Linked DNA regions of Homo sapiens: region 2 is linked to region 1. Evidence: chromatin loops called from intact Hi-C (ENCODE). Cell type or tissue: spleen. All regions are shown on one strand. Links, peaks and the distances in the headings refer to the core of each region. The heading gives the core; the rest is flanking DNA. Region 1 overlaps ASXL1 (ASXL transcriptional regulator 1). Region 2 overlaps ASXL1 (ASXL transcriptional regulator 1).

What was found. Hi-C counts contacts between places; a loop is a spot of excess contacts. Peaks named below come from ENCODE experiments on the same cell type or tissue, not always from the same donor. Only the 100,000 strongest peaks of a DNase experiment are listed, where the experiment ranks them.
Region 2: a loop joins it to region 1, with 2.1 times the contacts of the local background. A loop is called at or near these places in 8 of 110 quality-filtered maps.

What each region holds. Positions count from the first base shown.
Region 1 is chr20:32,434,470-32,450,896 of GRCh38, forward strand. ASXL1 (ASXL transcriptional regulator 1) reads left to right here. Exons shown (of 13, transcript NM_015338.6): 13 at 1-4,850. The coding sequence ends at 2,869. It overlaps NOL4L (nucleolar protein 4 like), which reads right to left. Exons shown (of 11, transcript NM_001256798.2): 11 at 8,590-13,347. The coding sequence ends at 13,127. Among named protein-coding and RNA genes, the nearest start is that of ASXL1, 84 kb to the left of the region's middle. RefSeq lists enhancers at 10,953-11,614, 13,527-14,028. In spleen, for the core only: no CTCF peak of the experiment used is centred there; DNase peaks (open chromatin) are centred at 4,192 and 4,942; H3K27ac peaks cover 711 bases.
Region 2 is chr20:32,377,495-32,393,921 of GRCh38, forward strand. The region is part of intron 4 of ASXL1 (ASXL transcriptional regulator 1); the gene reads left to right. Among named protein-coding and RNA genes, the nearest start is that of ASXL1, 27 kb to the left of the region's middle. In spleen, for the core only: no CTCF peak of the experiment used is centred there; no DNase peak of the experiment used is centred there.

The DNA of each region.
Region 1 (16,427 bases), core at 455-8,454:
AGGTCAGCCCACTTACCAGATATGCCCCCGGATCATCCCCACCACGGAGTCCTCCTGCCGGGGTTGGACTGGCGCCAGGACCCTCGCAGACATTAAAGCCCGTGCTCTGCAGGTCCGAGGGGCGAGAGGTCACCACTGCCATAGAGAGGCGGCCACCACTGCCATCGGAGGGGGGGGTGGCCCGGGTGGAGGTGGCGGCGGGGCCACCGATGAGGGAGGTGGCAGAGGCAGCAGCAGTGGTGATGGTGGTGAGGCCTGTGGCCACCCTGAGCCCAGGGGAGGCCCGAGCACCCCTGGAAAGTGTACGTCAGATCTACAGCGAACACAACTACTGCCGCCTTATCCTCTAAATGGGGAGCATACCCAGGCCGGAACTGCCATGTCCAGAGCTAGGAGAGAGGACCTGCCTTCTCTGAGAAAGGAGGAAAGCTGCCTACTACAGAGGGCTACAGTTGGACTCACAGATGGGCTAGGAGATGCCTCCCAACTCCCCGTTGCTCCCACTGGGGACCAGCCATGCCAGGCCTTGCCCCTACTGTCCTCCCAAACCTCAGTAGCTGAGAGATTAGTGGAGCAGCCTCAGTTGCATCCGGATGTTAGAACTGAATGTGAGTCTGGCACCACTTCCTGGGAAAGTGATGATGAGGAGCAAGGACCCACCGTTCCTGCAGACAATGGTCCCATTCCGTCTCTAGTGGGAGATGATACATTAGAGAAAGGAACTGGCCAAGCTCTTGACAGTCATCCCACTATGAAGGATCCTGTAAATGTGACCCCCAGTTCCACACCTGAATCCTCACCGACTGATTGCCTGCAGAACAGAGCATTTGATGACGAATTAGGGCTTGGTGGCTCATGCCCTCCTATGAGGGAAAGTGATACTAGACAAGAAAACTTGAAAACCAAGGCTCTCGTTTCTAACAGTTCTTTGCATTGGATACCCATCCCATCGAATGATGAGGTAGTGAAACAGCCCAAACCAGAATCCAGAGAACACATACCATCTGTTGAGCCCCAGGTTGGAGAGGAGTGGGAGAAAGCTGCTCCCACCCCTCCTGCATTGCCTGGGGATTTGACAGCTGAGGAGGGTCTAGATCCTCTTGACAGCCTTACTTCACTCTGGACTGTGCCATCTCGAGGAGGCAGTGACAGCAATGGCAGTTACTGTCAACAGGTGGACATTGAAAAGCTGAAAATCAACGGAGACTCTGAAGCACTGAGTCCTCACGGTGAGTCCACGGATACAGCCTCTGACTTTGAAGGTCACCTCACGGAGGACAGCAGTGAGGCTGACACTAGAGAAGCTGCAGTGACAAAGGGATCTTCGGTGGACAAGGATGAGAAACCCAATTGGAACCAATCTGCCCCACTGTCCAAGGTGAATGGTGACATGCGTCTGGTTACAAGGACAGATGGGATGGTTGCTCCTCAGAGCTGGGTGTCTCGAGTATGTGCGGTCCGCCAAAAGATCCCAGATTCCCTACTGCTGGCCAGTACTGAGTACCAGCCAAGAGCCGTGTGCCTGTCCATGCCTGGGTCCTCAGTGGAGGCCACTAACCCACTTGTGATGCAGTTGCTGCAGGGTAGCTTGCCCCTAGAGAAGGTTCTTCCACCAGCCCACGATGACAGCATGTCAGAATCCCCACAAGTACCACTTACAAAAGACCAGAGCCATGGCTCGCTACGCATGGGATCTTTACATGGTCTTGGAAAAAACAGTGGCATGGTTGATGGAAGCAGCCCCAGTTCTTTAAGGGCTTTGAAGGAGCCTCTTCTGCCAGATAGCTGTGAAACAGGCACTGGTCTTGCCAGGATTGAGGCCACCCAGGCTCCTGGAGCACCCCAAAAGAATTGCAAGGCAGTCCCAAGTTTTGACTCCCTCCATCCAGTGACAAATCCCATTACATCCTCTAGGAAACTGGAAGAAATGGATTCCAAAGAGCAGTTCTCTTCCTTTAGTTGTGAAGATCAGAAGGAAGTCCGTGCTATGTCACAGGACAGTAATTCAAATGCTGCTCCAGGAAAGAGCCCAGGAGATCTTACTACCTCGAGAACACCTCGTTTCTCATCTCCAAATGTGATCTCCTTTGGTCCAGAGCAGACAGGTCGGGCCCTGGGTGATCAGAGCAATGTTACAGGCCAAGGGAAGAAGCTTTTTGGCTCTGGGAATGTGGCTGCAACCCTTCAGCGCCCCAGGCCTGCGGACCCGATGCCTCTTCCTGCTGAGATCCCTCCAGTTTTTCCCAGTGGGAAGTTGGGACCAAGCACAAACTCCATGTCTGGTGGGGTACAGACTCCAAGGGAAGACTGGGCTCCAAAGCCACATGCCTTTGTTGGCAGCGTCAAGAATGAGAAGACTTTTGTGGGGGGTCCTCTTAAGGCAAATGCCGAGAACAGGAAAGCTACTGGGCATAGTCCCCTGGAACTGGTGGGTCACTTGGAAGGGATGCCCTTTGTCATGGACTTGCCCTTCTGGAAATTACCCCGAGAGCCAGGGAAGGGGCTCAGTGAGCCTCTGGAGCCTTCTTCTCTCCCCTCCCAACTCAGCATCAAGCAGGCATTTTATGGGAAGCTTTCTAAACTCCAACTGAGTTCCACCAGCTTTAATTATTCCTCTAGCTCTCCCACCTTTCCCAAAGGCCTTGCTGGAAGTGTGGTGCAGCTGAGCCACAAAGCAAACTTTGGTGCGAGCCACAGTGCATCACTTTCCTTGCAAATGTTCACTGACAGCAGCACGGTGGAAAGCATCTCGCTCCAGTGTGCGTGCAGCCTGAAAGCCATGATCATGTGCCAAGGCTGCGGTGCGTTCTGTCACGATGACTGTATTGGACCCTCAAAGCTCTGTGTATTGTGCCTTGTGGTGAGATAATAAATTATGGCCATGGGAAACATTGTATATTTAGTGTGTGTATTTTGATAATGATTGATCTTAAATCTGTATACAGAATATCATTGATATAATACTCTTTAGGCAGGAGCACTCTTGCCTTCCCCCAAAATTTACACTGCTAAAGCCCTCTGTCACTTGGCGACCCTTCTGGTCTTGCTGGAGGGGTTTCCTGGGTATAACCCATTGGGCTGCCCAAGGCCAGCCAGCCTGAGCTCTCCTGCAAGACAGAGCCTGATGTGGCACGGAGTGGGGTTGCGGGGGGTGGGGGGACTGCCTGACTCCCAGAGGGACTTGAAACTGAAGCAAGAAGGTTGCATTCTCCACCAAGGGAGTTAACCTACCTGAACTAAGTAGAAATGCCAGTCTTCCACTACCCCCTCCCTGCCATCTTTTCTTCTGCTACTTTGGGGAGTTGATGGCCAGGAAAGAAGCCAGCACAGGGTTAAAGTAACTCCTGGCATTGCCCACCAGGGGGCTGGTGCACCTGCTGACCTCAGGGTCACAGTTGAGTCATTTGCCAGTTGACGGAGCAAGTTTGACCTTGGTTCTGTTGCTGAAGCAAATTTGGAACTTTTCTGTCTCAGTGTGATCCACTAACCCACAGGATCATTTGGAACCTTGAATAGCTCTGCTTGGACAATGGGGTTGGGGAATAGGGTTGTCTTTCCTATGAAAATGCCATCTGTAGACCTTGTGAGTCAGCCGTCCAGATGTTTGCAGGTGAATTCCTCTGCTTGACATCCTCCCTGTCACTTTGGACCCTATGGGAGTGGGCATCTCCACGCACCTGTGTATGTGAAAGTCATTTTACATTTCAAAGCAGTGTGTGTTTCTTATTTTTATATTTTTAACTCTTTATTCTTGGATGTATAAAGTGAACTTTTTGGCTTCTGTAAGTATGCTCTATGCACCTCTAATGTTTTATCATGTATTTATATGTTGTACACAGTACTGGCTGATTCTGTAAATGGATGTATTGTACAGAGAACATGAACGTCTCTTCCTAATTTTACATCTTCAGCATCATTGCATTAAAGTGGTGTAATCTCCTTCTCTACATCTGTTGTCAGAGCCACTGAGTGCTGTGCTGCTCGACGTGAGGGTGAAATGATTGACTTGTGACCTGCCAGGTTGCCCGATGCCCTGTTGGGTCACCGGCTGGACCTGCTGCAGCCTGCAGAGCCACAGTCAGCCTGCCCACATGCCACCGAGCAAACGCATCTTGCTTTTCACATCTCTCCTCCTACAGCCTTAATGGCTGCTTGCTGCCATATGTGACAAATCACCACCACCAGTGTTAAGTGCTTCTGGATTCATGGGTGAGTTCCCTGGGCAGCCCCCAGGAAGGCCTTCCAGATCTGGCTCCAGGGTCACCACCTGTCACAGCAATACCTGGGACCATGCTCTCCTGGGACTGTGAGGCTCCTTTTGACGTACTTTTGACATCAGGCAGGTTTGGGAAGAAACAAAGCCATGCCTGCTCCTGCCTCTCTCCCAACATGTTTCCAGCAAGTAGATGCCCCTGTGTGTGTTTTCCCTTGCCTTGTTTCCTGCCTTATATCTTGTATTTCGACTTATTACAGAGTTGAGGGTTCTTGCTTAATTTAGATCAAGTATAAAATTTGTATGACTTCAAGTCTCATTTTATCTGAAAGGTTTTTTTCTCATTTAATCTGATGTGGCATTTTCGTCATCTGAAGCATGAGTGACAAGTTGGGAATGATGTGGTGATTTAGAATGCAGTATTGGCCAAGTCCAAGTTGTCAACTTAAGCGTCTGTTTACCAAAGACCGGGAACAGGGGCCCAAACATGTCCAGTCCTCTTCTTCCCTCTGCTGGAACCTTTGGGGACACTCAAGGGTACAGTTTGACACTGATCTGGTCCATGAGGCTGCCCAGAGAAAGCACTGCTTCTGTATGTCTCTTGTGGTATTGGAACAATAAACCCGTACAACCTGCAGTTGTGGTCTCAGTCATCTGTGGCTGCCTCGCTGGTGTGGGAAGGTCAGCTGGAGTGCTGAGCTGGAAGGGAAGGAGTAGACGCCAGCTCTCCTCACCTTGGCTCTGGAGCTACTCTTCTTATACTTGGAGCTCTTCTTTTGGGAGGTTAGTCCAAAAGGAATGACTTGGCAGCTTCACTGGTCTTTAGCCATTCATGACTTGGCGGACTTCACCACATAGACTGCAGTCAGCGTTCTACTGAGAGCAATGAGAATGTTTCCCCTTGGGAGTGCGAGTCACAAACTGTGACATCCCTCTGCAGCAACTCATCCAAACAGCTTCACTGAGGTTGAGGTTGCCAAGTGGCTTCCTAATGGTTAGTGGTCTTCTGTGGGAGGGTGACTAGCTCTAACCTTGGAAAACCTTAACCACAAGCACCTCTTTCTGTAGCCTCTGGTGGCAGTGAGAGGAAGGTGCTGGCCCAGGGTGGGGTGTCTGATGCTAGTTGCGTGAGCCTGAGTAGACGACGTGCTTCAGGGATTGACTTCTTGAGAAGTCCTCAGACGTCTCTAGAGTACGTAAATACATTGACTTTGTGCTTATCAGAAATAATTTTATTAGTATATAAATAAGCCAAAACAGCAAAATGATGGGAGTTTAAACATATATTCATTAATTTTTTCCTGTGAATTGGAGGAAAAACTTTGTGGTGGGATATCCTTTGGGGAGTTCAAGCTGCCATTTTGTATTGCTGCCGTTTGATCGACATGCAGTTTTGAGAATTGATGGTTCGGAGGCCCTGTAGTGACTGAGCAACTGCCTGCTGTTGGTGATATGTCCTTGTGTCACAGAATCCATTTGCCCACTTATGTCTGCAGGAGCTCAGAATGCATTACGGTCCCAGATCGGGACCTTCCAATGCCTGTTGCCTCTCCTCAGGGAGGCAGAATGGTGTAGTGAGTTCCTAGAGTATAGCCTCTGCGACGTGCCAGCTCTGTGTTCTTGGGCCATGTTATTTAACCAGGCTGCCAACTCTCATATATGAATGGGTGTAATAGTTCTTACTTCATGAGGTTGTTAGTGCCTGCCACCTAGGACATAATGACTATTAGTTCACAGCAGGCCAAGGCAATAATTGTTAGGTGAACTTATAGTAGAAATCTATACAGCTACTGCCAGCTACTTCACTCTTGCTCCAGAAAGGAGCTGTCAGGATGTAGGCCTTGTGCCCACTGCGCTGAGGGGTGATGCAGGCTGTGAAGTCACTTTGGACCCTGGCTTTTGGTCTCAGGCCACAGACCTGACCAAAGGTTGAGTGTAGTCCTGAGTTTAGACTGAATATTTGGTCAGGAAGGCTTATTTTGCTCATGGTCCAAAGGACAAGGGAAATAATGTTTCAGAATATAGGAAGAATGGTACTGGCCTGGCAAGGTGTCATTTATTTGCTATCCAGCCTGCTGTAAGACTGTGTTAGAGTGTGTGTGGGTATGTGTGCATGCTAAATAGAGCTGCCTGCATCCATCAGGGGTCTTGATGGCCAAAGCATCTGCCTGCCCTGTCTCCCTGAGAGGAGGGGACCCAGGCTGTGTTGCCCTCGTGTGGGTGTTGTTTGAAGCCATAGAAGTGGCAGGATGTGGAACTTTGGAGATTGCTCCAAAATTGGACAACACCCCTATGCTTCCTCTTGTCTCTGGTCAATTTGAAAGCCTAGAATGAACATCTCTACCGTAAGCCATAGACGAACGCCCTGTGAGAACAACAGTTGTCAGTGCTGTGTTACCTGATATGGGTGGGTCTTAACCTTTTTTTGGGAACTCTCCCCCCATGGAATGCACATACAAAGTTTTTTGGGGTTTTTTTGCAGACTCTCACTCTCTTCAGGCTGGAGTGCAGTGGCGTGATCATAGCTCACTGTAGCCTCGAACTCCTGAGCTCCAGTGGTCCTTCCACCTCATCCTCCCAAGTAGCTCAGGCTACAGGCACGTGCCACCATGCCCAGCTAATATTAAAATTTTTTGTAGAGACTGTTGCCCAGACTAGTCTTGAACTCCAGGCCTCAAGCGATCTTCCCGATCTTCCCGCCAGCACACCTGGCCTCACAAAGTTTTGCATACTGTGTCAGGATTTACCAGCTCCTTAGGCAGCTGGGGCCCTTTGTTTAAGAACCACTGGCTGAGAATAAACCTAATAAAATCTGTGTTTATACAAAAGATCAATTAAGGGAAGATAGGATTTTGCAGAGATTCTTCTTGCAAAGAAATGTAACTACTAAGCTTCCCTAGTGCATTTTAAGTTGGAAAAATAGCATATGCATGTTTTCCTATTTTTCATAAAGGGAGGTTTGCCTGTTTTGTCATTGAATACATTTTAGTTCACTCTTCTGAGGGGACATTCCCATTTGATGAAGTCTTTTATCCACTGTTAACAACAGTGGTGCGGAGCCCCCAAAGGAGCCAGACTAGAATAAGGGAGCACTTTTCTGCCCTCAGGCAATTTCTCCTGGGAATCTCAGTGCTCTGGTGGACTGCAGTATTTCCTGTGGAAGGAGGTAAGTGTTTGCAGGGCTGGCCAGCAGGCCAGCGGGGTCCATGTTCTGGAGCTGTTGTCACAGGTTGTGGGTTTCTAATAGTCTTAATAGTTTGAGGAGTCTCAGTGGTGATCATTTGAGGCAGGAGAAGGAATTTCCGTGGTATTAACTGAGGATTTGCTGCCCCTCAGCAAAAGGAAAGCGGCAAGGGAGGTGTCAAGGGCCATCGTCTTCTGGCTCTCAGTGAGTCTCAGCCCCAAAGTCATGCCCTTCTCCATTTTATGTATTTGGCTACTGCACAGACTTTCTATGAGAAAAAGGATTCTTATGTTATTTAAAAATCAAGGTTTTAATAACTGCCATAAATGTGTATACATATATATGTATATATGTATGTGTGTATATATGTGTATATGTATGTGTATATATGTGTATATGTATGTGTATATATGTGTGTATGTGTGTATGTATGTATATATATGTGTATATATGTATGTATATATGTGTGTGTATATATACACACACACGGAATTTTAGCAAATGTATGCTTTTAACATGCCTAAAGTTGTTTTTAAATCCATGATCATGTTGGTTCCCAGCCATATTCCTACCATTTTTCCTTAAAGCTTAACCTAAACCATATATATAGGATGAAAAAAAATTAGCACAAATAAGTATCTTTGGGAAAAGCAGCCCTTTTGTTTCCTTCAAGGTGGGATCCAGGGTTTTGCATAGAATGGAATGTGCAGCACTGAAGGTTCAGAACCAGGGATCATGTTTGCTCAGTTTTCCAAACTAGCACTTAGGGATTGTTATGGGAATTTGGTTTCAGTCAGTTGGCCATGTGCTAGGGTGAGAGGTTGTGGAAAAGCTACAAGTTTTTTGCTGGTCACTGAATTTCAGCAAGGCGTGTACCCCGTGTGCCTCTGTGTCTGCACGTGGCGGGTAAGGGAACTGAGATTTAAAACAGTGCATGAGAGTTCTGCCTGTGCTCAGCAACTGAAGGGCACCTGGGAAAGGTTCATTTCCTTCCCTTTCTAACAGATGAGGTGCTGGAATTACAGGTTTATTTGTTCTAGAAAATGTACTGAGGACCTTCTGTGTGCCATACTATTGGCTAGGAAAAGGTGGAATCTACTAGTAGAAAGATGTTTCGGTGCCCAACTAGATGAGGAAGGATGAGAAGTGGCAGGCGGTGCTGCTGTTGATAGGACACAGTGGAAGCAGAGCATTCGGTTTGTTGTTCAGTGTTTATTAAGTAGATTCAGTCTTATATATGATATACAGATTCAAAAGGAAAAGGATTCCACATACTTATGAAATCAGTGCATTTAGCAAGTAATACCATGGAGATAACAGCTCGATTAACAGCTCATTGGTCTTTTGTTAAGTGAGGGAGAGAGGGAGTCGGCCTGTGCTAGTCATTCCACAAACAAAACAGAATTTAGTCACATCACGTAGAGAAGACACATTCTAAGAATTAAAATATTAAGCCACATTTACTGGTAAAACTCACTATATAGAACACAAATAATTTTTATAGAGAGCATTGAGGAGGAAGTCCTCACCTGCTTAGAAGAGCCACGTTAAGTTGCATAGGTGCATATCTGTAAAAATATAATTTAGAGGTGAAGCCATTAATAGAGTCACCTTTAAAAGTTGGTGCCATCCACTGTTTGCCTTAAGTGCTTACTATCTGGAGCCCTGTGCCCCTCCCCGGAGGTGGGACCTCATGAAGGAGCTGCCCCCAGAGGAACCCTGAAGAAATGGCTTGTACTATCTGCACTGAAAGTCTTAAATCTCATCTCAGATATGGAACTCATGCTCTTCCAAAACATGTCTAAATTATGCCAGAGGACTAAAGACCTCTTGGGTTGTCCCTAAATCCTGGATGGCTTGATCCTGAAGGCAACATGAGTCATTCTGACCTTCCCACTCCCAGGCTGCCCAGGGAAGAACTACATTCATCCCACAGCTCTGCAGCAAAGTCCTGCCTTCCCTTTTCCTCTGTCCATGCAGTTACCCACCAGCAGCCAATAAGAGGTCTCTCTTCTGACTCCTGCTCCTAAATGGACCACATAATTGAGGCATATGGGCCATCTACCAGGTGGAAAGTGTTTTTCAGCCAATCTGAGTTCTACGTGGTATAGGTTTTTTGTTGTATTTTTAGGTGGAAACGTAGGTAAAAAGTGAGAGGTTTTTGTTTGTGGCTTTGCTAAGCAGATGAGCTTAGTGAGGTGCATCTTCCTCCTCAAGAGCAAGTCTTGCAGAACACACAGGGACTGGGGGCATCTGTACATGTAAACAGTACACTTTCACTGAGTCCAAAATTAGGAGCAAAAATACAAAGGTTCACATTGGTCTTAGGTAGATACAGGCGAAAAAGGATTGAGCTGTTTAGCTCAGAAACAACAAAAACAAAGTTTCTAAAGCACCACTAAATTATATAAAAATCAGACCATGGACGGATTGAAACTGGTATTCTGGTGAAATACTTTACTATTTTGTAAAAAGTTTTACAAAAAATTACAAATTAAAAGTATCAACCCTCTGAGTTCAAAGCAGCATTTTGAAAATGAACTGGTAGTTAATCCTGTAACCACCCTTAGAGTTGTAAGTGGCCCTTGGGAATAGGGATGGATGGGTTCCACCTGTTTGAAATCCTCGAAAACCCTCCTAACTCCCTGCCTGTCCCCCTCCCCGTCAGCACTGTCCTTGGGAATAAACTGTCCTTTGTAAGAGTGGTGACGGTAAAATGAATTTCAGATGGGTTACACACACTATCACTTGTCTACCTGATGATCCACCACTAAGACCAATGCCCACTTCTCTGATGCTACCCTTCTTGTGGGATTAGCCTCCTGCAAAGACTCTGGAATTGGAGTATCCTACTCTTGCATTTCCTTTTTAACTTAGGATCCCAAATGATCACTTTGTGCCCTGAGGCCCTTCAGAAGATTTTTAAATGGCTGTGGGACAAGGGCTTTGGGAGCTCCTTTTGGGAGAAGGCAGTCCCTCTGGTGAGGGTGAGACAGCAGTGAGCTTAGTTCATCAGAACCAGCTCTTTGGTGCCCTCCAAGTCGGGAGTAGGGGGAAGGGGTTGAAGCTGCATCTTTTAAAACAAAAGCAAAACAAGTTCCCTGACTGAGCCAGCTAAATGGAATCCTGTTTCCATGCAGAAACTTGCTCCTGATTCTGCCATCTCTAGGGCTTCAGGTGTAGTTTCACTGGAAAGGAGGAGCCCACCCAAGAGGTGGGGTCGACATGATGAAATCCATTGTCCTGGAGGGGCCTGGGAGGCCCAATGGACTTTAACAACATATTCTTTCCTTTCTCTTGAAAACACATTGAACCTACGCTCTTGCCGCAGTACTAAGGCAGGCTGGAGGGTGGTCAGTTCCAACAGCTTGAACTCAGAAAAACATGACTTCAAACTGTAGCTTATGCTGATCTTTAGATCTAATCCTTGTGTGGGTAGGGGGAGGGAGCCCCTTCCCCAGTCTTTCTCACTCCTGTCTGCCAAGAAATGCAAACGGTTCATGTCTAGCTTGGGTACTGCCTCTGGGAGGAGAAGTGACACGTTAAGTAACTGATACCAGGAATTCTAGGGTGGCGATTGTCTCTGCCAGGTTTTAACATTAAGATTTTCACAAATAATTGCCTGGGGTAACATTTTTGCAAAAGATCTTACTGATTACTTTGTAGTATTGTTCACACACAAAAATAAATATTTACACGAATTCAAATGTTGAGTAGTACTGAGCAGGTGGGGCCAGATGTGTGGATGGCTGGGGTGTGGGAGAGGCCTTGGGCACTGGAGGTTGTGCTGTGCTAAGGGTGAGTCTCAGGTGTCCTGGCCCTGACCAGAGGCCTGGGGATTGGTCAGATGGAAGGCAGAGGTGGTGTGGCTGGATGGGGTATTGGAGGCCACTTGAGAGATAACGACCACCCCCAACCTCTAGGGGCCGGAAGTAAGCACGGGGTGGGCACCCTACCTTTCAGAGTTCTGGACCTGAGGCAGGATGGGGCATCCTCACTGGTGCCCCCCCCATCCCTCCTTGGGGGGAGTCTGCCACAGTGCCGGGAGGCAGTGGCCACAGCTGCAACAGGCAATTGGCTGCAGAAAAGCTGGTTTGGGAAGGGGTGCCTGTTCTGGGAGCGAGTGGCTCTCCGTGGCCATCCTAGGATCCACTCGGCCCTGGCTCCCCTGGGGCCTCTCTGCTCTGAGGGAGGAAAGGCAACAGAGGGCTTCTGCCAGCTCTGGGCAGGGGCGGGCAGCAGAGAGCTGCTGTCATGGCTACGGAGTGTTGCACGGAGAGGCCCTGGGGGCCTGCTGAGGTCTGGGCGAGTCCCTGGTTTAGCAGCACTGGTAGGTATTGCACTGAGCAAGAGGAAGTGCCTATCAATCAATCAATCAGGGAGGAAGGAAACCAGGCCAGCTTTTTCTTTTTGCCCTTTTTCACACTCCAGGGATTATGGGTTTCTTCCAGGACCGGCCCCTCCGGAAGGGCTGGTCTTAGGAGAACCCAAGTGGCTCCTCCACTTCCACTGATCCCTTTACTCCAAACATGGCGCAAGGGGATGGGAGCTGCAGCCCGCCCTGGAGCTCACGGCTGCCTGATAGCCGGGGCTCACCCTGAAGAAGTGGCCCCTCTTGGCAGGAGTGAGTCTGAGGGGCCAGGCCTGTGCACAGAAGTTCAGACCTGGCTCCTGGGCAGCGGGGTGTGAGGGCAAGGGCCCTGCCAACCGGCTGCCATCTCCCAGCAGTCCGTCCTGTCAAGCAGCTGAGGGCCAGAGCTGGAGGGCTGCAGTGGCTGGTTAGGGACAGGACGCTCTCTGGGTTCCAGCTCCTGGACACCCAGTCTGGACTTACTTACCTCCCAGGCAGACACATTGTGTGGGGGAGTTGGGGTTACAGCTGTTCAGAACAGGCTCAGGGCACATCCTGGAAAAAGCCCACGCTGGAGTGTGAGGTAGAATACAGGTGACCATGGACTGGGGCTTCTGTAGAATGGGGTCGGGGTGCCTCTTTTGTTTTGCTTTGCCATGGGTGTGGGTGAGGTCCTCCTGCTTGGCGTTGCCTAGGGAGGTGCCTGGTGGTGTCCCTGTGGCAGCACTGGGATCTGCAACAGGATGGCCTGGCCAAGGGCTAGCGGCCACAGGGTGCACCAGGCATGCAGAGGAACAGCCAGCCTGGCACCTGTCCTGCCCCTACTGGCCCCAGCCCACATCAGTGTAGTGATATGGAATGTTAGGTATGGGGATACATCCTTCTGATCAGACAGACACAGACTAGCAATCTGTACAAACACAAAAGAATCCATTTTCAGAAAAATAAATTACTAAGGGGAGAGGAAGAAAGGGTCCACTTTGCTTTTCTCAATAAATATGCAATTCTGCTCACCTAAGACTTGAAAGGTAATTATCTGGGGGTGGGATTCTAACATCAGGGTCCACGAAGGTGATTCTAAACAGAGCTGCAGCCCCAGCGCCTTGTCAGGGGAGCCCCCAACCCTTCCAGAGCTGCCCCGTTGGCCTCTTCCAAGCAGGTCAGAGCACCCGTGTGGTGAGATTCCAAAAAAAAAAAAAAAAAAAAAAAAAAGTGTCCTTGTGCCCAAAGTCTCAGGTGCTTGGAGTGTGGCTAGAAACAGCTCTTTTGGATCCCACCTCTTTCAAAAACAAAATGTACCAACTGGTGAGGCAGGAAGCCAGGTCCAGGCTGGGACAGCCTCCTTCCCTAGGGCAGTGCGCTCCAGGTGCCGGTGGGGTCAGTTCTGCTGTAGGATGAGGTTTTCCAGTTCATCTGCAGAGCGCAGCAGGAAGGCAGCAGACTCCCGGTAGCCCGCGATGAGCTGCCGCACGGCGCTGATCTCCGTGGGGCTGAGCTGAGCGGTGGGCACGGGCCTGCTGGTGCTGGTGCTGGAGGGGGTGGGCGTGGGGGTGGTGGAGGTGGTAGAGGCCCCGCCTTTCATGCTGAGGTCCGTGGGCCCTGTGGAGAGGGAAGTAGGGTGAGAAGGGAGCAGCCACCCTGCCTGGCATCTGGGAGGTGTACCTTCCTTGGCACTGTCATAACCTATGGCCTAGTGCCCACTGTGAGTTGGGCACTGAAGTCCGTGGCTCTGGTCCATCTCCCTGATGGCTCTATCCCTAGTGCTTAGAATGGGCCTGCGGGCGACAGGGTTCTCAGAGAATCCTCAGGGTGATCTTGCAAGGATCCGGTTTTAGGTGAGGAAGAGGCGGCCTTGGGGCAAAGGAACTCCTAAGATCTGCCTCTCCTCAGTGTGGTGAGCAGAGCTTGGGAATGGGAAATACTACTTCCATTGAGGAACTGTGGGACAAGTGCTAAAAGAAAGCCTCTGCCAGTGTGCCTAAAGGAGCAGCACCCATCTGTGTGCTCTTCCCCAGCCCAGACACCGAGGCTGGAAGGGGAGATGGTGTGCAGGAGACTCTGCAGGTAGGCAGGGGCCCAACACACCTGAGAGATGCGTGTGGGGAAAGCCCAGGAGGAGCTGAGAGTCGAGCCACAAAAGGCCAGGAGAAGAAACATCTGTGTGCCCAGACAAGAAAGGGGCTTCTGTCCAGCTGGAGAGAGGCCAGCTGCCCTGGTTGTCTGGGGGGAGAGGTACAGGCCAGACTGGCCAGGCCATAACTGCACCCCCAGGAGGGACCATGGCAGCCAGTGGATGGAGGAAGGGGCTGGGTGTGTGAAGCCTCTTTCTGCTAAGCCTCAAGCACCTCGAATCCCCCCTCCTGGGAGGAGTCCTGTGCCTGAGTGAGGTGGAGGGTTCATGCTGCTAGGATACGAGGGAGTGTGGGCCGGAACCATCAGGACAAGACTCAGACTCGCTTCTGGAGAAACTGCCCGCCCTTTGTCCTCGGATGATGGCAAAGAGGGAGCCTGCCATCTTTCAAAACACACTAGGGGTGTGCGTGTTGGGGAGGGGACCGCCAGGCCCTGTCCTCTCTTGGCCTTTCCCAAGAAGCTCCTGGCTTTGGAGTCAGGCAAGTGTGGATTCAAGTCCTGCTCTGCTACTTCATTGGCAAATTCTTTAACTTCTCTGGGCCTCAGAGCCCTCATCTGCCAAAACTAGGCGGCTCCTGCGAGCAGAAGCTGAGATGCCGGCTGTGAAACACTCAGCACAGGCTGAGGCTCCTTCTCAGCCCACAGGAGGCCTGACTGCCTAGACTGGCCCAATAGGGAAGGGCTTCCAAAGAGGTTTCAGGGCTTTCTGAATGGGCTCCCAGGAGACCTGGAAGCTCCTGGAATTTGAAAAGCATTCTACAAGGTGTTCGGCAAGAAACAGCCAAAGAAGAGAGAATCTGGGCAGGTGCAGGCAGAGCTGCCGCTTCCCTGGGAAGCCTTCTCTGATGCAGCCAGGTCAGCTTCTCTGTTGTCTGCCCTCCCCCTGGAGTCCCTTCCCCACAGCTTTATCTTCCACGGGGGTGTGAGGCTCCCCCAGCTACCCTGAAAGTTCTGATGGTCACATTCTCTCATGATTGCATCTCCATGGCAGTTTTTATGCTGCTATGAAGAGAGATGGACAAGCTCTTGTCACGGGAGGTATCCAGACTGGAAGTAACATCTTGGGATAAACTATGGAAACCTGACTGCTGCTAAAAGGAAGCTGGTGCAGCCCCCAAATGGGGAAGGAAGCTGGAGTCTAAGATGGGACAGTTTGTCACATGGGGTTATTTCCTCTCCGGCCAGAGAATGTGGACACCAAGGAGGAGGTCCTAGGAACTATTTTCTAAATAGCGTCCTTGGAATTGAGAGTTAAGGAAACAGTTGAGTCTGTTAAAATCAAACACAGGGGGAAGGGGTTGGGGCTGTGTCTGGAAACAGCAGCCAAACAGGTGACTGACTCCCAGGGTGTTGTCACAATGCGGGACTGAGAAGCTTGGAACAGGAGTGCCTCTGCTAACTTCTGGATATTGCAGGGGATGGACCCAGAGGGATGCGGGGGAAGAGGGTCTGGTTCTCTCTAGGGTGGTTCTGGTCCCCTCTGCGTCATGCTTGGGAGTGGCCAGAGCCTCCTGGCATAGTCAACATGAGCAGTGGTCCCGGTTCCTTTCTTTTCTCCTCTCCCCAAGTGCTATCCTGTTCATGCCTGTGCTCAGAGCTTCCTCCCTTCTCTCCTGGGCTGTAGCTGAGGCTTGGAAAGGAGAAGGTCCCTGTTTCCTGCAGCTGATCTGATCTGGAGACACCCCCGTGTAGACTCTGGTTACAGCCAGATGCTCAGGTTGCCGAGGGACTGCCGTATGGTGGGTAGAGGGATAGGAGTGAGCATGAGTTACCCAGCACCCCAGGCAAGACAGGCCGAGCCTGATTCTATCTAAGCTGATTTGCATCTCCAGATGACAACATAATGAGCAAAGTGAGGAGCTCTGAGCCATTAATACGGCTGCCCGGCTGAGGTACCAAACTGATTGAACAATACTTGAAAGGCTGAGGCTGGGGAGGCCAGTGGGGCTGGGTGGCCCTGCAACCACGTGGCTGCCTGTTGTCTTCCTTCAACTGCTGGAGGATTTAAACAATGTTCTTCAAATGAGGTACTAGTGCTCAAGGACAGGGGCTGCCCCAGGCAAGGAGGTAAATGACCAGATTTCTGCGTCAGTGGCCTCCCCACCCACCATGAAGGAACCAGGGTATTCACAGATGGGAGACTGAGACCCCAGGATGCACAAGGGCAGAGCCAGCTGCCTCCCTGGAAGAATCATTCTCTGGCTGCTGTTTGTGCCTCTTGGGCAGGTGTGAACGGGCAGGCATGAAGCAGGCTCAGCCCTAATATGAGAGGCCCTTAGGAGGGTCAGGGGGACTTGGCAGCCGCAGCCCTGAAATAGGTCATGCTGGGTGGACACCAGGTAGAGGCTTGTCACCATCGCCTGCTGCTAGGAGGGAGCAGGCCCCAGACCACCCTCACCTCACCTGCTGAGCCCCAGACCCCCATGTGTAGGGGGGGCAGGGCTTTTCTTCCTGGAATGAAAGGAGCCCGCCTAGGACAGCCACTCCACCTCTCACCGTGCTGGCCACTCCGGCCTTAGCTTCAGGGATTAGGGCCAGGCGGCCTC
Region 2 (16,427 bases), core at 3,564-11,563, 54 kb before region 1:
GAAATGCTTGAGACATGAAGTGTTTTGGATTTGAGAATTTTTAGCATCTTGGAATATTTACCACATACATAGTAAGGTACCTTGAGGATGGGGCCCAAGTCTAAACACAGAATTCATTTGTGTTTCATATTTATCTTATATGCATGAAACAAAGTTGTTTGTTTTCTTTTTTTTTTGAGACGGAGTCTCACTCTGTCGCCCAGGCTGGAGTGCAATGGCATGGTCTTGGCTCACTGCAACCTCCGCCTCCCAGGTCCAAGCGATTCTCTTACCTCAGCCTCCTGCGTAGCTGGGATTACAGACATGAGGCACCATGCCCGGCAAATTTTTGTATTTTTAGTAGAGATGGGGTTTCACCATGTTGGCCAGGCTGGTCTCAAACCCCTGACCTGAAGTGATCTGCCTGCCTCAGCCTCCCAAAGTCCTGGGATTACAGGTGTGAACCACCGCACCTGGCCCCAAAATAAAGTTTTGACTCTGTGTGTGTGTGTGTGTGTGTGTGTGTGTGTTTTGGAGACAGAGTCTCACTCTGTCGCCCAGGCTGGAGTGCAGTGGCATGATCACAGCTCACTGCAACCTTAGCTTCCTGGGCTCAAATGATCCTCCCACTTTAGCCTCCCAGGTAGTTGGGACTACAGGTGCGTGCCACTGTGGCTGAGTAATTTGTGTGTGTGTGTGTGTGTGTGTGTGTGTGTGTGTGTTTTAATAGAGATGGGGCTTTGCCATGTTGCCCAGCCTGGCTCTTGACCTCTTGGGCTCAAGCCATCTGCCCACCTTGACCTCCCAAAGTGCTAGGATTATAGGCGTGAACCACCATGCCCAGCCTTTGACTGTGTTTTGATGGCAACCCATCACGTGAGGTCAGGTGTAGAAATTTCCATTTTTGGCGTCAGGTTGGCACTCCAAAGGTTTCAGATTGTGGAGCTCCTTGGAGTTTTGGATTAGGGATGCTCAGCCTGTACATTTGACAGTTTATTTACAGATGCTTGCATCAGTGCTTGGAGCTAGTCCTCAGTGGTGGGATAGGTGAAAATTATCTCTACTTTGAGTTCTTGATTTGAATTCTTTTTTCTTAAGCTTTTCCTAAAGTCATGTGTCAGTGTTGATTATTGCCCGGTTAGAGGTAGGATTTGTATTGTTTTTTTACACTTGGAATTTCCTGTTGTCATAAGATCACTGTGAACTCCCTTGTAGTGTTGTACATTCTTAGGACTTTCATGCTGAAATACTATGCTTTTATAAAATGGTTGTTGTGTCTTTGCTGAGTTTAAATAGGGTCCAGGCCAGGCATGGTGGCTCATGCTTACCCTGTCTCAAAAAAAAAACACCCTCAACTAAATATAGTTAAATAGGCCAGGCTCGGTGGCTCATGCCTGTAATCCCAGCACTTTGGGAGGCGGAGGCGGGCGGATCACCTGAGGTCAGGAGTTCGAGACCAGCCTGGCTAACACGGCGAAGCCCTGTCTCTATTAAAAATAAAAAAAAAACCTAGCCAGGTGTGGTGGTGAACGCCTGTAGTCCCAGCTACTCGGGAGGCTGAGGCAGGAGAATCACTTGAACCCAGAGACAGAGTGAGACTCTGTCTCTCACACACACACACACACAGATAAATAAATTGGGTTCATAAATGGTGATTCCAGCACTCACTGTCAGGTATAACTTCAGTCTTTTTTTTTTTTTTTTTTTTTTTTTTTTTTTTTTTTTTTTTGAGACAGAGTCTCCTTCTGTCACCCAGGCTGGAGAGCAGTGGTGTAGTCTCAGCTCATTGCAACCTCCACCTTCTAGGTTCAAGCAGTTCTTCTGCCTTAGCCTCCCAGGTAGCTGGGATTACAGGTGCAGACCACCACGCCCAACTAATTTATTTATTTATTATTATTATTATTATTATTTTTTAGTAGAGATGGAGTTTTGCCATGTTGGTCAGGCTGACTTTGAACTCCTGACTTCATGTGATCCACCTGCCTTGGCCTCCCAAAGTGCTGGGATTACAGGTGTGAGCCACTGTGTCCAGCCAACATTATTCACTTTTGTTGTTACATAAGATGTCACGGCCAGGCATGGTGGGTCACGCCTGTAATCCCAGCACTTTGGGAGGCTGAGGTGTGTGGATCACCTGAGGTCAGGAGTTTGAGACCAGCCTGGCCAACCTGGTGAAACCCCGTCTGTACTAAAAATATGAAAATTAGCTGGGATTACAGGCGGGCACCTGTAATCCCAGCTACTAGGGAGGCTGAGGCAGGAGAATCACTTGAACCCGGGAGGCAGAGGTTGCAGTGAGCTGAGATCGTGCCATTGCACTCCAGCCTGGGTGACAGAGCAAGACTGCGTCTCAAAAAAAGAAAAAAATAAAAAAGATGTCAGTTATGGCTATTTGTACTTTATTATACTTCATGTGATGATATATGGTTCAGCATCAGGGTCTTTTTTCAGTTAAGTTCAGTTGAACCCTTTTCCTGTTTAGAATATTTTTTAAAAGTATAAAAAAACTTAATAAAAGAAATGGATGGCTGGGCATGGTGGCTCACCCCTGTAATCCCAGCACTTTGGTAGGCTGAGGCGGGCAGATCACCTGAGGTCAGGAGTTCAAGACCAGCCTGGCCAACACAGTGAAACTCCATCTCTACTAAAAATACAAAAATTAGCTGGGCGTGGTGGCGGCCGCCTGTAATCCCAGCCACTTGGGAGGCTGAGGCAGGAGAATCCCTTGAACCCGGGAGGCGGAGATTGCAATGAGCCTATTGCGCAACTGCACTGTAGCCTGGGCGACAAGAAGGAGACTCCGTCCCTCCCATAAAAAAAAGAAATAGATGACTACATTTAAAATATCTTCCATTTAAATCCATAGTTTACAAATAAAGGAAAAAGCAGTGGAGGAAGAGAGTGAGATAATTACTTCATTTTTACAATGTTAAATAATTACAATTAAAATTTTTGTGTACAATTCCACATTTAATAGCAATTTGCAAATGCCTTATTGCCAGGTGTGGTGTCTTACGCCTGTAATCCCAGTACTTTGGGAGCCCAAGGTGGGAGAATTGCTTGAGCCCTGGAATTCGAGACCAGCCTGGGCAACATAGCGAAACTTTTGTCTCTACAAGAAATAAAATTAGCCAGGTGTGGTAGCCTGCATCTGTAGTTGGAGGTACTGGGGGAGCTGACGTGAGAGGATTGCTTGAGCCCAGGAGGTTGAGGCTGCAGCTGACATCAAGCCACTAGACTCTATCCTGGGCGACTAATTGAGACCCTGTCTCAACGAACAAAGAAACAAAAAAAACCCAAATGATTTACTTACCATTAAATACCAAGAAAAGAATGACTGGAGTAAGCTTAGATTTAGATACAACAAAATCATGGAGCTTATCATTTGAAAGGCATTTTTGACTTTTCATAGGTGTGTAGCAAGCAAAGTGGTCCTTTTGAAAAATGCAAGTCACATCATGTCACTTTTCTGCTTGGCCTTTGCCTACTTCTCGAATGGTTCTCCTAGCACATTCTAACTGGTCATTATTCATTGTGTTTCAGCCATTCTGGCCTTCAACCTATTTCTCAAACACCCCAATCTTGGGTATACTTTAGGGCCCTTGCATTTGCTAGCTCATTTACCTGGAAAATTCTGCGGTAACTTCTTGCACATAATAGGTGCTAATAAATATTGGCTGCATGCAACCAAAAAAGCTGGCTTCGGTAGTAGAAGTAGTAGAAGAGAACATTACCAAAGTCCTTTTTTTTGAGACAAGATTTCCCTCTGTTATTTAGGCTGAGTGCAGTGGTGCCATCACGGCTCACTGCAGCCTTGACTTCTTGGACTCAAATGATCCTCCCACCTCAGCCTCCTGAGAAGCTGGGACCACAGGTGTGTGTCACCATGCCTGGCCAATTTTTTTATTTGTAGAGAAGAGGTCTTACTGTGTTGCCCAGAATGGTGTCAAACTCCTGGGCTCAAGTGATCCACCTGCCTCAGCCTCCCAAAATGCTGAGATTATAGGTGTGAGCCACTGGTCCAGCCTCTTACCAAAATCTTTTTTTTTTTTTTTTTTTGAGACGGAGTCTCGCTGTGTCGCCCAGGCTGGAGTGCAGTGGCGGGATCTCGGCTCACTGCAAGCTCCGCCTCCCGGGTTCACACCATTCTCCTGCCTCAGCCTCCTGAGTAGCTGGGACTACAGGCGCCTGCTACCACGCCCGGCTAATTTTTTATATTTTTAGTAGAGACGGGGTTTCACCATGTTGGCCAGGATGGTCTCGATCTTTTGACCTCGTGATCCACCCACCTCGGCCTCCCAAAGTGCTGGGATTACAGGCATGAGCTACCGCGCCTGGCCGCCTCTTATCAAAATCTTAAACTTGTTAATTCTTGTATCTCACCTTGCTTTTATATCAGTTTTTGTTATAGAATGTGCTTTCTTTTTAGGTTATTTTTCTTCTGCTCAGCAAGTTAACTTTGAAGAATCTTTTTTTTCTTGCCTTTTTTTTTTTTTTTTGAGACAGAATTTTGGTTTTGTTGCCCAGGCTGGAGTGCAATGGCGCGATCTCAGCTAACGGCAACCTCCACTTCCCGGGTTCAAGTGATTCTCCTGCCCCAGCCTCCCGAGTAGCTGGGATTACAGGCATGAGGCCACCAGGCCTGGCTATTTTTATTTTTTATTTTTTATTTTTATTTTTTACTAGAGACAGTGTTTTTCCATGTTGGTCAGGCTGGTCTTGAATTCTCGTCCTCAGGTGATCCACCCGCCTTGACCTCCCGAAGTCCTGGGATTACAGGTGTGAGCCAGCGCACCCGGCCTCTTGCCCTCTTTAGAGCAGTTCTACATAAATCTGTGGAATAATCTGCTGACGTTAGAAATAAACCTTTCTCAGGGTGTGGCCATAATCTGGTTCGTTGTAATTGCTGAAGGAAAAAACTGAACCCTTAGGAACAGTTTAAACATTCTAGGTGGTTTTTAGATATATTATTCCTGTTAGAGTTTTGAACTTTGATCATCTTGTTAGAAAAAAGAGGCCAGGCACTGTGCCTCATACCTGTAATCCCAGCATTTTGGAGGCTGAGTCGTCAGGAAGTCACTTGAGCCCAGGAGTTTGGTACCAGCCTGGGCAACATATGGAGACCTCGTCTCTACAAAAAAAAAAAAAAAAAAACAAAACCTGTTAGCCAGGCGTGGTGGCTCATGCCTGTGTTCCCAGCTACTCAGGAGGCTGAGATGGAAGGATTGCTTGAGCCTGGGAAGTTGCGACTGCAGTGAGCTGTGATTGTGCCACTGCACTCCAGCCTGGGCAACAGAGTAAGACCCTGTCTCAAAAAAAATGAATTTTTGCATTCATTTAAAAATGAATGGTAGCAACATTTTAGATAATAACTTATGTAGTCTGTGTGAATCTCATCAAATATATGTGATTTTTAATGCTTGGAATCCTAGAATTTTAGTGAGGGAGGAGCTCTCAAGTTATCTAATTTACTGTCATTTTACAGATAAAAACTAAACTTCTGATAGATGAAAGGATTTATACCATACATCTATATGATAATTGCATATGGCTGAGTTGAGGTTAGAACCCAGGACCCAATCTTTGATTTGATTTCTTTTCATTATGCCAATTTAGAATAAAATTTTTTCTCTTGGTTTTCTGACCTTTGGCCACTTCATCTTTTGAAGGATCTTGTAAGTTCCTTGATATTTCTCAAAATGTCAGTTTTATTCTCTTCAATGAAAGTTCTTGTTAGGTGAAAGTAGCCTTTCATATCCTTAAATGTGAACCTGTTCCTTAGGCTGGAGTTTTTGTACTCTCCATTATATTGGCATTTATAGTTGTTGGTTTTCTTTTTTTTTTTTCTTTTGAGACGGAGTCTGTCTCTGTCGCCCAGGCTAGAGTGCAGTGGCGCGATCTCGGCTCACTGCAAGCTCTGCCTCCCGGGTTCACGCCATTCTCCTGCCTCAGCCTCCTGAGTAGCTGGGACTATAGGCGCCCGCCACCATGCCCGGCTAATTTTTTTGTATTTTTAATAGAGACGGGGTTTCACTGTGTTTGCCAGGATGGTCTCCATCTCCTGACCTTGTGATCCTCCCGCCTCGGCCTCCCACAAGTGCTGGGATTACAGGCGTGAGCCACTGCACCCGGCCAGTTGTTGGTTTTCTTTTCTGTGCCAGATTGAGTGATATATGGTGGTACTAAGAGCACTGGAATAGGAGTCAAGGACTGAGGTACAGCATAGCACCTCATGTATTACTTGGTATCTCCACTTGTCTCTAACACTGAAGAGGTATAATTGGTTGTTTAAAAACTGTGGGTGTAAAACGCTAGTATCCCATGAAATGGAACTGCAGAATATAAGTGGATGACTCTGAAACTGCTTTTGAAACAAGCATGAGGGCTCAGTTTCTCCATCTCTCGTGGGCTCCACCATCACTGTCTGACATCCTGATCTCCTAAGGCATCTTTCCTCCATCCCAGAGCTCTGTTGAAAATCTCTTGGGCTAAAAACCAGTACAGACCTTCTGATACTCACGTTCTAGCCTTTTTAGATTGTTGTGTGTGAAGAGTAAGTCAGCTGTGGATATTTTTCTTTCCTATTTTGTGAGGCATTTGGTATTTACTGGAGGCTGCCTGTTTTGTTGCAAACCTTGTTCCACTGTGTACTATAGGAGGTCTGCTCAGAAAGCCTAGTTAGTAGAGCAGTACCATTTGCTTTGGTCAATTGTAGCAGCAGTCTGTTTTTTTTTTTTTTTTTTTTTTTTTTGAGACAGAGTCTTGCTGTGTTGCTCAGGCTGGAGTGCAGTGGTGTGATCTTTGCTCACTGCAACCTCCGCCTCCTGGGTTCAAGCGATTCTCCTGCCTTGGCCTCCCAAGTGGGATTGCAGGTGTGTGCCACCATGCCCGGCTAATTCTGTATTTTTAATAGAGATGGGGTTTCACCCCCAGGCTGGTCTTAAACTCCTAACCTCAAGTGATCCACTTGCTTCGGCCTCCCAAAGTGCTAGGATTACAGGTGTGAGCCACCGTGCCCGGCCAGCAATCTGGTTTTAAAGGAGGCTTTGACCCCTCATTTGGTAAAAGGTTCCTTCTTTGACTAATTCCCAAAGGACATCTCGATCTGTCTTCAAAAGAAGGGGTATTCCGTTGTCAGTATTCCTAGCTAGCTCTGGGAGAAGAGAGAACTTGATTGTTTTCAGGGCCCTGGTCAGAGTCTGGTTTTATGCCCAAGGGATGAACTGCCTTTTGTCCTTCTACCTCCTGAAGTTCAGAGCCCTGTGAAAATGAAGTGGTAAAGGTCAAGTAGCAGTAGTTTGAAAAGCACCAGCACTGGGACGATTTTGTGGTAGCCTAGCAGAGTGGGCAGGATGCTTACTTCAGAGGTGCTAAAGATGTATTTTTTTTTGGAACAAGAAGGTTATAAATGTTTCTATTAAGTTTGATTTTAAAGCATGAGGGTTCTGGGAAAATGAGAAGATTGTACATACTCTAGGCTTCCTTGGGACTGCATTTGAAAAAAAAAAAACTTTTCTTTGGGTCAGCCAGTATGAAAACTGCATTTGATCTCAATCCTTCAGATCAGGCTTTTGGGGAGAGTTAGTTGAAGAATTTGTTTAGTCTAAGAAAGTTGCTTCTAGCTTAGCTAAATCTGGAAGAAAAAATGGAACCTGATGTTTGAGTGCTAACTGTATTCCAGACAGACGTTATACTCCTTATATTGGTCCTTTTGAAGCATAAATATGTTTCCAAGTCCTATAATAATGAGGAAATTGCCTGTGAGAGTTTAAGTAAATTGTACAAAGTAACACTTTTGGTTCAGAGATTTGTTTTTAATACAGAGAGGACAGGTTAGGAACTTTGAAGCTTCAGCTAAATGAGTCAGTTCTCAAATGTTTGAGAAGCATGCTCAAGGATCTGGAGGAATAGCTTAATTAATTTGTACATCATGAGAGGAGTAGGGAGCAAAAATATGTATAATTTCTTCTGAATGATGCTGTCTTTTTTGATGCAGTGGTGCTAAATGGGCTTTGCTTGTATGATACTTCTTAAATGCATTAGCTAATTATTTTGTTTTAGTCTTCTTTTTTGAAATACAGATGACTCTTTGAGCTGGTTTTCTTTGGAAAGTTATCTGTCCTGACAATTCTACTTCTAAAACTTCAACTTTTTTTTTTTAGTCTTCATTTCCATTGCCACCACCCTATCCTAAATTATCCCGTTATGCTGGATACTGAAATAGCTTCTGCCTGGTCTACTTACTTTCACTTCGCCCCCTTACGATCCAGTGCTTTGCTCCTTTTAATCCAGTGGCCAGAGGGATTTTTTTCAAAACATAATTTGATTATAACAGATCTATGTTTGATACTTATCCATGGTTTCCCATGGCAGTTGCAGAAAAATCCAAACCTTGTTTGGCCACACTGCCCTTCTTTCAGTAATTTGAATTCCTTAAGCTTTTTCCAGTTTCAGGATTTCCCATTTTGAACTCTTTCTCCTCCACTTTTTCCTGGCCACAGGTTTCAAGAGCTGACAACTTACCTCAGTTCTTAAGAGGATCCTTCATTTATCTCTAAATTGGATTTTCCTGTGTCCAAACCTTACTTGTTATCACAAGTTTATAATTATTTGGGTGATTGTTTGATGTGTCTCTCCTGACTGGGCCTTAGGGGCAGAGAATCTGTATTATTTTGTTCTTGTTTATATCCCTAGGAGCTCTTATGGTAGGTATTCAATAAATGTTTGTTGAATAAAGGCAGTGGAAAAACACATAGAAGAGGTGCTGTGGCAGCAGTTCTCAGTGCCAACAGTTGAATTGGTTTACAATAGTAATTTTTAGTGTCAACAAGGAGATGTGTAGTATGGAATGTTTATTAGCAAGATCTTTTTCTCATGGAATGGAATGTTTGAAAACCTCCAAAGTGTAAGTTTTTTTTTTTCTCAAAAGAAAACAGTCATATTTGGGGTTACTTTTTTTTTTGAGACAGAGTCTTGTTCTGTTGCCCAGGCTGGAGTGCAGTGGCATGATCCCGGCTCACTGCAACCTCCACCTCCCGAGTTTAAGTAATTCTCATGCCTTAGCCACTGGAATAGCTGGGATTACAGGTGTGTGCCACCATGCCCAGCTGTTTTTTGTATAATTATTAGAGATGGGGTTTCGCCATGTTGACCAGGCTGGTCTCAAGCTCCTGGCCTCAAGTGATCTGCCAGCCTTGGCCTCCCAAAGTGCTGGGATTACAGATGAGAGCCACCGTGCCCGGCCCATTGTTACTTCTGAAATCGAAATCAAATGCCATATTGATTCCTGATCTTTTGTGTATGACCTCTCTCTCTCTTTTTTTTTTTTTTTTGCTACCTCTCCCCGAAAGTTTTTAGGATCTTTTTTTCCACGATTATGTACCTTGATGTGGGTCTTTTCTCGCCCTTTGTGCTATTAGGTCTAGCAACTCATGTGTCTCAGGTCTGGGAAATGATTTTACAGTTTTTCCAGCTGGTGCGTAACTAGCTGTTTGTTCTGATACTGTCAGTATTTAACTTTATGTTAGAAACATTTCATAATGCAAATGAAAAATTTAAGCCAGGTGCAGTGGCTCATGCACTTTGTGAGGCTGAGGTGGGAGGAACACTTGAGGTCAGGAGTTCAAAACCAGCCTGGCCAACATGGTGAAACCCCTTCTACTAAAAAAACAAAAAAACAAAAATTAACTGGGCATGGTTGTGCACCCCCATAATCCCAGTTACTCAGGAGGCTGAGGTACGAGAATCACTGGAACTGGGAGACAGGTTTCAGTGAGCCGAGACTGAGACAGAGCAAGACCCTGTCTCAAAATATAAATAAAATACATAAAAAATTTAATATTATGTATATAATATCCAGCCCAGGCTTTTCTATTTGTCATGCCCTGTTTCTTTCACATCATAGCCTTACTCAGATGCCTGCTGATCCTTGATTGAGGTGTGATGCTTGAGAGTCAGGCTCTTAAATACTACTGGCGAATTCAGTGCATTGTGGTTTTGTGACTTCACTTGTCTCTTACAGAAGTGGGGAAGTGGTTTTTACTTCGATGCATGGTTCTGAAGTAGAGATGTCTATCTCCTGATGCACACTTTAAATAATCCCCATGTTTTCCACTCCATACTCCATCCTTGTCTGGTTTAAGCTCTTAGCCTGTCTGCAGTTCAGGGGATGAATCTGCTTGGTTCTTTTCAGCATCTCCCTCTGCAACGCTTAGATCTCATCTTCCTTTGCTTTGCTAACTATTCTCTTTGCTTCTCCATTTGTTTCTCTGTCATTGATGACTTCCAAGTTATATCCCCATCCTGGATATTCCTTTTGAACGTCAGACTCATATATTCAGTTACCTCCTCAGTATCTCTATTCGGATATCTAATGGCATCTCAAAATTAACATGTGCAAAACCAACCTGTTCCACCCTTGTGTTGGCTGTATAAATTAGTGGGAACTCCATTTTTTAAGTTGCTTAAATCAGAAACCTGGGAGTCATCAATTTTGGAGTCTGTCCCTTTGCTCTTGTGGCACATGTAATCACGAATAAATCCTGTTGGCTCTATCTTCAGAATATATCTCATTTTATCACTCTCTCTGCCACCAGAGTGGTTTAAGCCACCTTCATCTCTTAGGTTATTTTAGTAGCTTCCTAACTGGTCTCCTTCCTTCCATTCTTGCCACCTTCCTCAACACCGAAGATATATTTTATTTATTTATTTATTTATTTTGAGACAGAGTCTTGCTCTGTCACCCCAGCTGGAATGCGGTGGCTTGATCTTGGCTCACTGCAACCTCTGTCTTCCAGGCTTAAGCAATTCTCCTGCCTCAGCCTCCCGAGTAGCTGGGGCTGCAGGCATGCACCACCATGCCTGGCTAATTTTTGTATTTTTTAGTAGAGATGGAGTTTCACCATGTTGGCCAGGCTGGTCTCGAACTCCTGACCTCAGGTCATCTGCCCGCCTCAGCCTCCCAAAGTGTTGGGATTACAGGCGTCAGCCACCATGCTTGGCCAAATTTTTTATTCCTTTGGGTAAAGAGATGTATTTTATTTCCTTTAATTTGGTAATATAGTGAGTTATGTTAATAGATTCTTTTTTTCCAGTGCTCAAGCATCCTTGCATTCCTAGGATAAATGGTACTTCAACATGATTTTCCTTTTAAATATACATTGCTGGATTTAGGTTATAAATTATTGAGAATTTTTGCATCTGTATTTACAAGTGTTACATTCTAATTTCAGGCCTTTTCCAGTTTTATTATCAAAACAAGCTGTGCTGTTTTTCCTCTCTTGATTCTCAGTAGTAGTCTCTTTAAGATAGTGATTATTCATTCTTTTTGGTAGATCATGCCTATAAGACCTGGGCATGTATGTTTTTATTGTGGGAATATATTGTTTTTACTTTCCTTGTTATGAAATATATAATTTATTTTAAAATATGTATATACAGAGTTTGTGTTCCTTTAAAGAATAATAGCTAAAAATAAATTGCACGCCCCCACATCCAACCATCGTCAAACAAAACATCTTTTACACTCTATTTTATTTATTTATTTTCCCCCACCCCTCTAGAGTATACACCCTTTTGGAGCCTCTGAGCATTTTCCTTTCCCTCACTGCTTTAGAAACCTCTATTCAGATTTTTCATATTAATGATTCTTTTGCTTTTAACCCACATGTGTTACTGAAGTTTAAGTCCTAAATAATAATTTTTCCTGCTTTAAAATATATTTTTATGTCAATGAAATCATACTGGTGGATGTATTTTCTCTGATTTGCTGCTTTTGCCTCTCATTTCTGAGCTTGATCTATGTTGGTGCATTTATAGAAATACTTCATATTTTCTGCTGTGTATCATCTTATGCTATCAACGTGCCATATGATTTACCTGTTCTTAGCATGTATTTGGGTTGTTTCTGGTTCTTGCTGTAACAAACAGCTGCATTTAGTGCTTGTGTATGTGTCTCCTGATGCATGTGTGCATTCACTTCTCTGGGGTGTATATGTTGCTGGGAATGGGACTGAGTATTGTGAGTGTATAATAGTATCTTGTTTTTGTTTTTTTTCCCTCTCAGTTTATGGCATAATTTACGTACAGTAAAATTTACCACCGCCCCCCTGCCCCGCCTTTTTCTTTTTCTGAAACAGAGTCTCGCTCTGTTGTCCAGGCTGGAGTGCAGTGGCACAATCTCGGCTCACTGCAACCTTTACTTACTGGGTTCAAGCGATTCTCCTGCCTCAGCCTCACAAGTAGTTGGGATTACAGGTGCCTGCCAGGCTAATTTTGTAGAGACAGGGTTTCACCATGTTGGCCAGGCTGGTCTCAAACTCCTTACCTCAGGTGATCCACCCACCTTGGCCTCCCCAAGTGTTGGGATTAGAGGTATGAGCCACCACGCCCAGCCAAATTCACCCTTTTTAGTGTACAAGTATACAGCTTTGTGAGAGTTTGATTTCTTTAGTTCAAATTTGTTTTAAAGTTATATTTGGTATTTTAACAGTGCTATTTAAATATATGCCATATATGGCTTGAATGCAATTATCCTAGTACAGATGGTCCTTGACTTATGATGTTTTTGTGTCCCTGTAAGCCCACCTTAAGTTGAAAATATTAAGTTGAAAATGCATTTAATATGACTAACCTGCTGTAAATCCTAACTTAGCCTACCTTAAATGCACTTAGAACACTTAAATTAGTTTACAGTGGGCAAATCATCAAACACAAAGCCTATTTGTAATAAAGTGTTGAATATCTTATATAATTTATTGAATACTAAAGTGAAAAACAATAGTTGTATGAGTAGTCAGAGTATGGCTTCTCTTCAATGCATATCACTTTCATATACCATCGTAAACTCAAAAAATCATAAGTCAGGGTATGCTGTATATTTTATTGGTGCTAACATACTTCCATTTTAAAATACAGGAAATTCACCTTTTTTTGTGTATAGTCTTGTAAGTTTTGACAGATCTATATACAGATATGTAATCCCCACCCATGATTCTTTTTTAATTTAAAAAAATATATTTTTGAGACAGTCTCACTGTCACCCAGGCTGGAATGCAGTGGCATGATCGTAGCTCACTGCAGCCTCAAACTCCTGGCCTTAAGTGCTCCTCCTGCCTCAGCCTCCCAAAGTGCTAGGATTACAGGAATGAGCCAGTGTGCCCTGCCACCACCATAATTAAGATCCAGAACAGTTTCATCATCCCAGAAACTTTCCCTGTATCCTTTTGTAGTCAGCTTCTTTTTTCACCCCCAGCTCCTGGTGACCACTGATTTGTTCTCTGTCCTTGCAGTACTGTCTTTTCCAGAATGCCATATAAATTGAATCCTACATTATATAACACTTTGAGTCTGGCGTCTTTTACTTAGTGTGAAGTATTTGAGATTTATTTGTCTTGTGATGTGTATTAGCAATTTATTTCTTTTTTCTTTTTTTTCTTTTTGGAGACAAGGTCTTGCTCTGTCACCCAGGCTGAAGTGCAGCGGCACGATCATAGTTCACTGCAGGCTTAAACTCAAGCAATCCTCCCACTTCAGCCTCCTGAGTAGCTGGGACTGCAGGCGCACACCACCATGTTCAGCTAATTTTTTTTTTTTCTTGGTAGAGACAGGATCTCACTCTGTTGCCCAGGCTGATTTCAAACTCCTGGCCTCAAGGAATCCTCCCACCTATGCCTCTCAAAGTGCTGGGATTACAGGTGTGAACCATTACAGTTGGCTAGCAGTTTATTTCTGTATATTGCAGGATAGTATCTCATTGTATAGATGTACCACATTTTGCGTATTCATTCTTCAGTTGATAGACATTTGGACTACTTCCTCCTTTTGGCTGCTGTGAGTAATGCTGCTGTGAATAAATATTTGTGTGTAAGTTTCTATGTGGACATACAGTTTCATTATTCTTGGGTAGATAAACCTTGGAGTAATTGCTGGGTTGGGTGGTAATTTCTGTTTAACTTTTAAAGAAATAGCTAAGCTGTTTTCCAAAGTGGCTTCACCATCTTAAATTCAAGTTTTTGTTTTCGTTGTATTTGAGGCAGAGCTTTACTCTCTTGCCCAGGCTGGAGTGCAATGGCAAGATTATATTATAGCTCACTGCAGCCTCGATCTTCCAGGCTCAAGCGATCCTCTCACCTCAGCCTCCCAGGTAGCTGAGAGTACAGGTGTGTGTCACCATGCCTGGCTAAGTTTTGATTTTTAGTAGAGATAAGGTCTGGCTATGTTTCCCAGGCTGGTCTTGAACTTCTGAGCTCAAGCAGTCCTCCTGCCTTGGCCTCCCAAAGTGCTGGGATTGCAGGTGTGAGCCACCAAGCCCAGCCAAGGTTTTTGTGTTTTAGTAAAATTTCTGCTCTTCCTGGCAATACTTTTTTCTGAAATTTACTTTGATATTGATATAGTCACTCCAGTTCTTTTCAGTGCTTAGTTTTTGCATGGTATATTTTTTCCATCCTTTTGTGTTATACTGTCTGTTTCATTATATTTGTAGTTGGACCTTGATTTTTTTTTTTTCCCTAATTCTTTTACTTGGGATGCTTGGACCTAATGTGTGTCTAGTTTTTCCTAATGTGTCTTTTACTTGGGATGCTTGGACCATGTGTATTTAATTATTGATATGGTTGGGTTAAGTCCACCATCTAGCTATTTGTTATTTATTTATTTTTAGAGCCAAGGTCTTGCTGTGCCACCCAGGCTGGGGTGCTAGTGGCATGATCATGGCTCACTGAAGCCTCTAACTTCTGGGCTCAAGCAGTCATCTCACTGCAGTCTCCCGAGAAGCTGGGATTACAGGCGTGTGCCACCAAGCCTAGCTGATTTTTTTTTTTTTTTTCCGAGATGGAGATTTGCTCTTGTTGCCCACTCTGGAGTGCAGTGGCGCAATCTTGGCTCACCGCAGCCTCTGCCTCCTGGGTTCAAGCAATTCTCCTGCCTCAGTCTCCCGAGTAGCTGAGATTACAGGTGCCTGCCACCATGCCCAGCTAATTCTGTATTTTTAGTAGAGATGGGGTTTCACTATGTTGGCCAGGCTGATCTTGAACTCTTGACCTCGTGATCTGCCCGCCTCGGCCTCCCAAAGTGTTGGAAGGCCGAGGCGGGCAGATCACGCCTGTGCTGGGAGGCTGAGGCGGGTAGCCACTGCTCCCAGCCCTGAAATCTTTCCTCTTTTCTAAGATAGACATTTAATGCACACACACATTTTGATATGCTATGTTTTAATTTTCATTCAGCTTAAAATATCTAATTTTTCTTTTGATTTATTCTTTAACTTACTGATTATTTAGAAGTGTGATATTATATTTTGGGAATAAAAATCCAGAGATCTTACTGTTACTGATTTTTGATTTAATTCCATTGTGGTAAGAGAACATACCTTATATGATTTGAATCCTTTTAAATTGATTGAGACTTGTTTTATGGATCAGAATAAGGTGTCTTGATAAAGGTTCCACGGGCACTTGAAAAGAATGTGTATTCTACTGTTGTTAGGTAGAGCATTCTATTAATGTTGATTGGCTTGTTGATTGATAATGTTCAAGTCTTCTGTATTCTTACCGATTTCCTATTCTATCAGTTATAGACAGAGGGTGTTAAAATCTCAATTCTGTTTTGCTTGTTGATTGATAATGTTTAAGTCTTCTGTATTCTTACCGATTTTCTGTTCTATCAATTATAGAGAGAGGTGTTAAAATCTCAATTCTGTTTGTTTTTGGTTTGAAATTTACTTATAAGGTACATAAGCATTTATGATTGTCGTCATCTTGATGAATTGGTCTCTGTCATTTTGAAATGACAGAACTTACTTTGTCTCATAATATAGCTACTCGTGCTTTTCATTTGATTAGTGTTTGGCATATATTTTTATATTTTAAAAAAACTTATCACCTGTGTCTTTATGTTTAAAGTGGTTTTTTTTCCCAGGCATCATGTGTTTGGGATCTTGCTTTTATCCAGTTTGATAGTGTTTGCCTTTTAATTGGAGTTTGTAGACTATTTATGTTTAATGTGATTACTGATTTTTTTTTGAGATGGAGTCTCGCCCTGTCGCCCAGGCTGCAGTGCAGTGGCACGATCTCAGCTCACTCCAACCTCCGTTTCCCGGGTTCAAGTCATTCTCTTGCCTCAGCCTCCCAAGTAGCTGGGACTGCAGGCACCTGACACCACACCCGGCTAATTTTTGTATTTTTAGTAGAGATGGGGTTTCACCATATTGGCCAGGCTGGTCTCAAACTGCTGACTTTGTGATCCGCCCACCTCAGCCTCCCAAAGTGCTGGGATTACAGGTGTGAGCCACTGCGGCTGGATGTTTACTGATTTTTATAGAGTTTAAACAACCATCTTTTCTATTTGTCTGATGTGGTGTTTTTTTCGTTTTTGTTTTTTTAAGATGGACTGTCACTCTGTCGTCTAGGCTGGAGTGCAGTGGTGCAATCTCAACTCACTGTAACCTTTGCCTC